2 separate regions of the Homo sapiens genome follow, and region 1 is linked to region 2. The links are chromatin contacts, found by Hi-C or POLR2A ChIA-PET in ENCODE. All regions are on one chromosome and are shown on one strand. The core of a region is the stretch at or near the end of the contact, and the rest is flanking DNA. Distances in the headings are between cores, read along the strand shown. Region 1 holds the start of TRIM65 (tripartite motif containing 65). Region 2 holds the start of TSEN54 (tRNA splicing endonuclease subunit 54).

Region 1 (6,055 bases), core at 2,333-4,832, 380 kb after region 2:
CTTGCTGGATAAACTAGATTCTTCTGGGGATCCGGCCAGTCCCTGGCCCTAGTTTTGAGACTGAGAGGGGAGGAAGGGACCCCTATTCGGTTGCGCTCCCTGAGTCCCTTGGGAATCAAAACACCGTGCTCTCATGAGAGCAGGACAAACCACGCAGGTCCCAGGGGCTCCATTCCCAGCACCTGGTCAAAAGCTTCACCACCTTGTTTCTGCTCCTCCCGCAATGCACTGAGATGGGGACCATTACTATCCCCACATCACAGAGGAGGAAACGGGCTCAGAGAAGTTGATAATTTGGTCAAAGTCCTCAGATCTTCCTAAGCCCAGAGCTCCTCCGGGCCCCCAGCCTCCAGCATTTCACACAGGAACACAGGAGGCCGGAGGGCAGGCTCTCCCAGGGCACCCAACCCTCCCCCAGGGACAGGCACCCCCATGTCCCTTTCCCTCTCTCTTGCAAAATCCTGGCTCCCCTGGTGCTACTGGCTGCCCCTGTCGCTCCCTTCCTCCACATGGCCCTCATCTACCGGCCTCCAACTCAAACTTCCGTGCCTAGCTCAGTCTTCTGCACCCGCCCATGAGCAGTACATCTCGTCTCATCCTCCTCGGCGGCTTCAGCAGCTACAAGGAATGTCCCGCAACACTCTGGAGCCCTTTTCCTTCACCTCATCTCAGCCGCTCCTGTGAACTCACCCTGGCCCTGTCACCAGCTCTAAAATCTCCATTCTAGGCATCGATTCTTCCTTCTCTGACCACTGCCTTCGTGCCCTCTCCTGTTCCAGCCACCTCTGTCTCAGTCCTCCCACCTCACCGACCCCCAGCCGTGCACTCTCCCATCCCTCCCTGCCCATCAGGCCTCCTGGCCACCCCTTCCCTTCCTGTCCCATCCAGCGTCCCTGCGCCATCCTCCATCCACGCCTTAGCCCCAGGCCTCCTCTGTCCCCGAATGATTCCACATCCTGTCTTCGCTGCTGAAATGGGTTTTGTCAAGGGCACGGACCACCTCCACAGTACCGATGCTGAAGGTCATTTCTGTCCTCGTACTGAGCCTCTGATCAGCATGGGCATCCTGCCCGTTCTCTTCCTGGCACCCCTGTCTCCAGGTGCCACACAGGGCTGCCATTCCCCCGACCTTCCCCATCTCCCTGGGAGCTCCAGCTTGGAACCTTCTCTTCCTCCTAGCGCTAATGATTCCCAGCTCTCGACTTCCAGCTCCCCGCTCCTGAGCTTTGGAGCTCACAGCAAGCTCCGCCTCCCGGGTTCACGCCATTCTCCAGCCTCAGCCACCAGAGGAGCTGGGACTACAGGCGCCCGCCACCAGGCCTGGCTAATTTTTTGTATTTTTAGTAGAGACAGGGTTTCACCATGTTAGCCAGGATGGTCTCAATCTCCTGACCTCGTGATCCACCGGCCTCCGCCTCCCAAAGTGCTGGGATTACAGGCGTGAGCCACTGCACCCGGTGGTGGCCAGGCTGCGGGGGGTCCGGCCCCCTCCTGCTCCTGGCGGCAGCACCCACTTGAGGAGGTGACCCTCACTCATGGTGCACAAGCTGCAAACACAACAGCCCTTGGTCTGGCAGAAGAGCTCCAGCAGCTGCCCGGGGCGGGGTCAGCGCGCGGCAGGGCTGGGGCCAGGGTCCCAGGTGCCACAGGCCCGTCCCCTGGTTTGTCCCACTGGCCACTGTGACCTCTATATGTCCAAGGCCAAACTCTGCCCTCCACCTACGCCTCTCAGGACATAGCACCCCAGCCACCTGCGTGCTCAAGACAGAAACCCAGGTGTCTCCCTTGCCGCCCTCTCTGCTGTCCCCCGTGTCCCCTCTGGCCTGCTTTCGCCTCCACAAGGTACCACTTCCCCTCAGCGTTTCTCATCTCCTCCTCCATCTTGGTCTCCCTTCCCTGATCCCCAGCTGGTTCTTTGCCTCCCTGCACTCCTACCCGATTCGGGTCTTACATCCTGCCCCCTTCAGCCCCCAGCCAGGTGATCAGTCTCCATGAAGCCCAAATCTGATCATGTGCCAACCTGCTTCCAAGCCTATAATGGCCCCCATGACCCTACAGTAAGAGCCAGACTCCCCCAGGACCCTGCCCGATCCTGCCCCTGCTGACCCCCAGGGCCTGGCCCACAGATCTCAGTGGCACAAATCTGCCACTAGGGACCCCGCGTGCCCAGTTCTTTCCCATCCCAGAGACGGGACCAGGCTGATTCCTCTGCCTAGAATGCTCTTCCCCAGGTCTTTCTCCTGGCTTGCGCTTCCTCAATCCTCACATGCCAGCCTGAAGGCGGCCTCCCCTTCCTCCTCCTGGCCCGTTTAGCAGGGTCACCCCAACCCCTCTATCACATGCCATGTGCTTTCCTCACTGCATTTTGTAATAATACATTCACGCCTTACTGGAACACTGACTTCTTAAGTGGATTCTAAGTCTCTTAAGGGCAGGGAGCTCGTCTGATCCATTTACCAACAGCCCCCATAGCCCCCTCGCCCTCCACAACCCCGCACAGCGAATGAAAGGAGGCTCTCGGAGCGCAGGAGACACACGACGGTTCTCTAGCGCTTGGGCACGGAGCAGGGAGCTGCTGCCTCACGCCCAGGCTTTGTTCATCCAGAGGGCACCGAGCAGCTTCTGAGACCCACCCTGTGTCACTGGCCGGGCTGCATATCCCAGTCTGATGCACAGACCCACGATTTTTTGTTTGTTTATTTTCTGAGACGGAGTCTCGCTCTGTCGCCCAGACTGGAGTGCAGTGGCACGATCTCGGCTTACTGCAAGCTCCACTTCCCGGGTTCACGCCATTCTCCTGCCTCAGCCTCCCGAGTAGATGGGACTACAGGCGCCCGCCACCACGCCCGGCTAACTTTTTGTATTTTTAGTAGAGACCGGGTTTCACCGTGTTAGCCAGGATGGTCTCGATCTCCTGACCTCGTGATCCGCCCGCCTCGGCCTCCCAAAGTGCTGGGATTACAGTCGTGAGCCACTGCGCCTGGCAGACCCACGACTTTTATAATCAGCTCCCAGGTTGGGAGAAGCCCCTTACAGATGAGGCTCCCCGCCCCCGCCGGGTGCCCGAGAGAGCAGGGCGCGGCCCGCAGGAGTCACCCGGCGGTGGCCAGGCTGCGGCGGGTCCGGACCCCTCCCGCTCCCGGCGGATGCGTCACCTCGCGCTTGAGGCGCTCGGCATCCAGCAGCGCCCGCTCGTGGAGGCGACACTCGCGCACGGTGCACACGCTGCACACACAGCGGCCCTCGGTCCGGCAGAAGAGCTCCAGCGGCCGCCCGTGGCGGGGGCAGCGCGCGGCAGGGTCGGGGCCGGGGCCGGGATCGGGGCCGGGATCCCGGGCGGGCCCGGCGCGCACCACCTCCAGCACGCCGCTGAGGGCCACGTTGCGGCGCAGCTCGGCGCCGTCGGGAAAGGGCTCCCGGCACTCGGGGCACGCCTTTCCGCAGCGGTCCCACCAGTCCCGGATGCAGGCCCCGCAGAAGTTGTGGCCGCAGGGCAGCGTCACTGGGTCCTGGTAGAGCCCCAGGCAGATGGCGCAGGTCAGCTTCTCCTCCAGCAGCTGCGCGGCCATGGCCCGGCGGCGGCGAGAGCCAGGCGGGCCCCGGGCGTCTTAAAGGGACCGCGGGCCTCGCGCGCTGAGGGCGCCTGGGCGTGGCTAACGCGGGGCGGGGCGAGATCCGGGCGGGGCGGGGCGAGATCCGCGCCCGGGAAGGCGGAGGGGGGCGGCAGGCCCTTCTCTGACACCCTCGACGAGCGACCGCCGCAGGGGCCTAGGCCACCCCTGCCCACCTCGGCCTGGCCCGCTCGAAGGTTCCGCGTTCCCGCCTTGCGCCCCTCCCTCCGTTAGGGTCCACGCCACCCCGGCTGAGAGCTGAGTTCGGCTCTCTAGGGTCCCAGCCTGGCGGGTCCATCCCACCCCCCTGGGCCTTCAGCCCAGGTCCTGGAGACCAGAGGCTCGAAAACCCCGCCAGGACTCCGGGCTTCTGACCACGGGCCGCGCGGAACCTCTTCTGGACTCATCTGCCAGTCGCCTAACAGCATAGACCCCCACCCCCAACAATCCCCCGGGGCTTGGCGATGAAACGGGCTGGCGGGCTCCCTGCAGACCCGAGCACTGCTGCACTTTTTCCTGGAGCTGGGTTTCGGACACTTGCCAGACTGGGGTGTCTCCCTTCTCTGGGCTACACGTAATTTTGGTTCTTTTAAAGTAAACAGCGAGATGGAAATGTCTGGTCACCAAGAGACAGGGACCAGTTAACTGGTATTTTTCAAATGGCCCTGAATGAATACACAAACCAGCTTTCATCTGCAATCAGCATCCCCTCTTCCTGCTGCCCTCCGCTGGGGAGAGTTCCTTGCCTGGGGTCCAAGCTGATCTGCAGCCTCAGTATTTACAGGCACTCCAGCATTTCCCCTGAAGCTGAGCAGGCAAGGCGGGTCTGGGGCCTAGCGCCCACCTACCTGACAGTGTGTATCAGGCCAGGGGGAACCCCAGGAGAGTACGGCCTTTCTAACCAAGCTGGGCTGATGTTGAGGCGGCACGAGCTCTCACTGCTGCAGCAAGCACTGCGTCCTCTGTGCGGCCATAGACGAAGTTTCTTTCTGGACAAAGTGCACGGATCTACCCTCCACCTACTAGTTAGCCAGACTTCTGCTTTTGGTAAGGGAGAAACAAAACACCTAACCATCCAGCCGCAAGACTCCATGGGTTTTCTGACCCTGAGCAGGTCTCTTGAGACACGCTGTTGCCTACCTAATGTGGCTTCTCCTCCCAAGCATGGGGTGGGGGCTGGAGCCTGTGCAGAGGGTCAGTGCTCGGGCAGGCACTCTCTCTCCAGGGGCCGGTGGGACCCCCCTGAGGCACAGAGCCAGTGCTCAATAAATGCTCCTTCCTGAGCCCAGCTGCTCTGCTCCACTTTTTCGGGGAGCTGGGTTTCAGGAACCTGCTGGATTGGGATGTCTCCCTTCCCTGGGCCACACCTGTTTTTGGCCCACTGCCTGCTTTTGCTTCGGATCCCAGGGCCCCTGACACCCTCAGAAGACGGAGGTGAGGACGCACTTAGTGGGGTGGGAGGCAGCCCGTTTCCCACCCATGAAGCTCCATCGGGGTCCTCTGGCCCTGGAGCACCGACCCAGGCCAGCTATGGCAGAAATCCCTTTTTTTAAAAAATACAGGCAGGGTCTCATTATATTGCCAGCTGGTCTTGAACTCCTGGGCTCAAGCGACCCTCCCTTCTCAGCCTCCCAGTGTTGGAATTACAGGTGTGAGCCACCAAGCCCGGCAAGAAATCATGTTTATTCACATTCCCCACCCCACCACCTGAGAGTCACTTTCACTCCAAGCCCTGGGCCTGACGGGAGGGGGCCAAAGAGGGGGGCTGCCTAAGGCAGGGCCCAGACCCCACAGTGTGGGCCTCTGGAGCTGTGTCTTTACTCTTGCTGCCGATCAATCCCATGCTCTGAAATGCGCACACTCTGGCTCCTTAGTAGATGCCATAGGTGGGCTCATGACTGTCCCTGTACCGGTCCAGGTAGCGCAGGGGCTGCCGGTGGGGGAAGCGCTTCTGCTTGGGGTGGTAAGGGGGCGGCCGCACGAACTCAAACACCGGCTCCCGCATGTCTGCAAGAAGAGTGAGGGGTACGGGGTGGTCTGCTGGCCTGCGCCCCCTCAGGCTGAGGCCTGCCCACCAGGGACCTGCCGCAGCCTTCCCCTAACAAAGCTTCTCCCTGGCAGGGCAGGCGAGGCCTGGGAGCTCAGGCCCACCCAGTGCCCCAGCCCCATGGCCCTTACCCAGAAGCTGGTGGAAGATGTAGGTGACGGAGTCATCCCAGCGGCACTGGAAGAAGGACAAGCCGGCTGGAGTCATGGTTTCTTGGTGTTTCTTGTAGAAATCAAAAGTGCGGAAGGTCCGCTGGGCCAGCTGATAGCTATGAGAAGATAGAGAGCGTATGAGAGTGTGGAGTGGGGCACCAGAGCCCCTCACCCCGCCACCCCAACAGGTAACCCTGAGAGGCCCCTGGGAGTCTGCTAGCACCCTATCCTGCTCTTCTGCCAGT
Region 2 (2,500 bases), core at 1-2,500:
AAAAGGGGCGCGAGGAGGACGGAAGGAGCGGGGAGATGGAGGTGCCCGCCGACCCCGCAAGAAAAGTTAGTTTGCGCCCGCCCCCAGGGGCGCTGACCCCCAGCGCGGGCCCCGCAGCCTCACCTCTCCCGGCCGCCCGCCGGGGTCCGGCTGGCCCTGCTCGGTCCCTGGCACTCAGGACGGTGGCTCCCACTCCCCCCTGCCCCCCTTTCTCCTTCTCCTTTTCCAAGGCCGGCTCGGCGCCTCCCGCAGGAAATCCCGCCCCTCCCCCCTCCCTCCCGCCGGATCGGGAACGGAGGGACCGTCCCGGCCGCGCAGTCAGGCTGTCAGTCAGCACCGGCGGCTCCGCCCCCATCCGCGCCAGATCCCGCCCCAACTCGTGCCCGCCCGGACCGGGGGCGCTGACCGGATCAGCGCATGCGCCCAGGTGAAACGGAGGGGCGGGGGGCGCGGGGGCAGAGGTGACCTGGGGCTCTGGACTTAGACCCAAGGGCTAGACACCCCGGGTCTGACTGGTGGGAGAGAAGACGTAATGTGAAGGGGGTTGGCAACCAAGACGCGGGACCCCACTTGCAGTACCCCCCGTCTGCGGCCGGCGTCGCCCACCCGCAGCCGCCGGCCGGGCAATGGCACCACCTAGCGGACGGCACCAGTGCGGGGACCCCAGCCTCGAGGAGGCGCTCGTGCCGGGCGGAGGTGGCGCTTCAGCACCGTCGTGGGCCGGACAGCGCCTCCCGCCCCCGGCCCTCGAAACCTGGCTTCGGAGCCCAGCCGTAGGGACCGGACGGAAGACACCGAAGGAATGGCGAACCTCCCCGGACCGCTCCTGACAGTTCCCGGGTGGCCTTCGGCCTGCAAAGTCGGAATTTGCACACCCTCCGCTCGTCCTTCCCTGAGCCCTTCTGCCCTCCTTGCCCAGCCCGGGCGGTGGGGACTAAGCAGCGCGAGGCTGCAGAGGGGCGGTCACAAGTGTGACCATTCGCACTGCACTCCAGACGCCGGCTCCTCAGGCTTTACTGGAGAGAAGCCCCGAGGAGGGCTAGGGGCAAAAGAGGGGCCTTCTGCATCTCCAGCAACCTGCGGGCTGAGCTCCCAGACCCGGCGTCGGGGTGCGCTTCCGGGCGGGCGCTAGGACCGGGGACAATCAGGAGGGCGCAGAGCGGGCTGGGGCGGTGCAGGGGGCGGGGCTGCCGCGGCATTGCGGATCGGCGGGCACTAGGGCAGCGCGGAGCTCCGGCGGTGGGCGGGGCGTGGCGGCGCGCGCAGCGGCAGGCGGCGGCGGGATGGAGCCCGAGCCCGAGCCCGCGGCCGTGGAGGTTCCCGCGGGGCGCGTGCTCAGGTGCGGCGCGGCCCGGCCGGAGTGGGTGTCGGGGGCGCGGGGCCAGCGCGGGTAGGGAAACCGGCGCCCGGGACCCGGCCAGGCGGCCCCCGATGCGCGGCGCTGACCCCGCGTCCCCTTCTCCCCCAGCGCCCGGGAGCTCTTCGCCGCCCGCTCGCGGTCGCAGAAGCTGCCCCAGCGCTCGCATGGCCCCAAGGACTTTCTGCCCGACGGCTCGGCAGCTCAGGCCGAGCGGCTGCGCCGGTGCCGGGAAGAGCTCTGGCAGCTGCTGGCAGAGCAGCGCGTGGAGCGCCTGTGAGAGGGGCGGGCCCAGGGGTAAGGGAAGCGGGGGCGAGGCGGGCCGCGGGGTCTCCGGAATGGACTGACGCAGACCCCTCCCCACTCCTCGCCAGGGGCAGCTTGGTGGCTGCCGAGTGGAGGCCAGAAGAGGGCTTCGTGGAGTTGAAGTCTCCCGCGGTGAGCGGCGGGCTCGGGGACCGGGGACCGCCCTCCCTGCCCTCCCTGCCCTCCCTCCCTTGTGACACTTGCTCTGGGCCCCACACAGGGCAAATTCTGGCAGACCATGGGCTTCTCAGAGCAGGGCCGGCAGCGCCTTCACCCGGAAGAGGCCTTGTATCTTCTGGAGTGTGTAAGTGGGGCCCGGGAGGTGGGGAAGGAGTTGGGACCAAAGAACGGGAAGGACACGTTTTATCGGAGAAAAAGCACACACAACCCGGTCTTTAGAGAACTGATAACCAAACTTCTAAAGCAGGAGGTGGTACGTTGCAGGGAGCAGGGATTCCAGTCCACATTAGTGATGCTGCCCCACTTTCCTGGTTGGCCACATTCTTGATGCGCTGCTGAGAGGGGGAGGGGGAGGTATCAGAGCTGGGAAGTTGCCCCATTCCTCTGTGGCACTGTAGTGAGGGCTCATAAGCTGAGCTGTTGGCCCCACTTCCAGGGCTCCATCCACCTCTTCCACCAAGACCTGCCACTGTCTATCCAGGAAGCTTACCAGCTGCTGCTGACCGACCACACTGTGACCTTCCTGCAGTACCAGGTATCTGCCACCACCCCGCCTCCGGGAGCCACCCATCCACTGAATCAATGAGTATTGACAAGTACCCATAAGGTGCCAGGCACAGTGTCACATGCTGGGGCTGCAGGGCAGACGAGGGCTAT

The links. A loop is a pair of places that touch in the nucleus more often than their neighbours do. ChIA-PET counts read pairs that join two places held with the same protein, here RNA polymerase II (POLR2A). Pooled maps may share reads with other maps.
Region 1: a loop to region 2 is called in a pooled map, with 8 times the contacts of the local background. The contact joins the promoter of TRIM65 here to the promoter of TSEN54 in region 2. A Hi-C loop is called at or near these places in 2 of 37 single-sample maps with no recorded cell type and 8 of 50 pooled maps. POLR2A ChIA-PET finds 5 or more read pairs at or near these places in 3 of 52 experiments (H1, HEK293 and activated CD8-positive, alpha-beta memory T cell).

Annotation. Positions count from the first base shown.
Region 1 is chr17:75,893,369-75,899,423 of GRCh38, forward strand. TRIM65 (tripartite motif containing 65) reads right to left here and starts at 3,583. Exons shown (of 6, transcript NM_173547.4): 1 at 3,156-3,583. The coding sequence starts at 3,569. It overlaps MRPL38 (mitochondrial ribosomal protein L38), which reads right to left. Exons shown (of 9, transcript NM_032478.4): 8 at 5,790-5,926; 9 at 5,276-5,618. The coding sequence ends at 5,482. RefSeq lists silencers at 2,853-3,422, 3,453-3,932 and enhancers at 3,300-4,009, 4,010-4,717.
Region 2 is chr17:75,515,278-75,517,777 of GRCh38, forward strand. It overlaps TSEN54 (tRNA splicing endonuclease subunit 54), which reads left to right and starts at 1,251. Exons shown (of 11, transcript NM_207346.3): 1 at 1,251-1,339; 2 at 1,469-1,633; 3 at 1,732-1,795; 4 at 1,884-1,967; 5 at 2,280-2,378. The coding sequence starts at 1,284. It overlaps CASKIN2 (CASK interacting protein 2), which reads right to left and starts at 260. Exons shown (of 20, transcript NM_020753.5): 1 at 124-260. RefSeq lists silencers at 110-719, 1,110-1,489 and an enhancer at 1,031-1,325.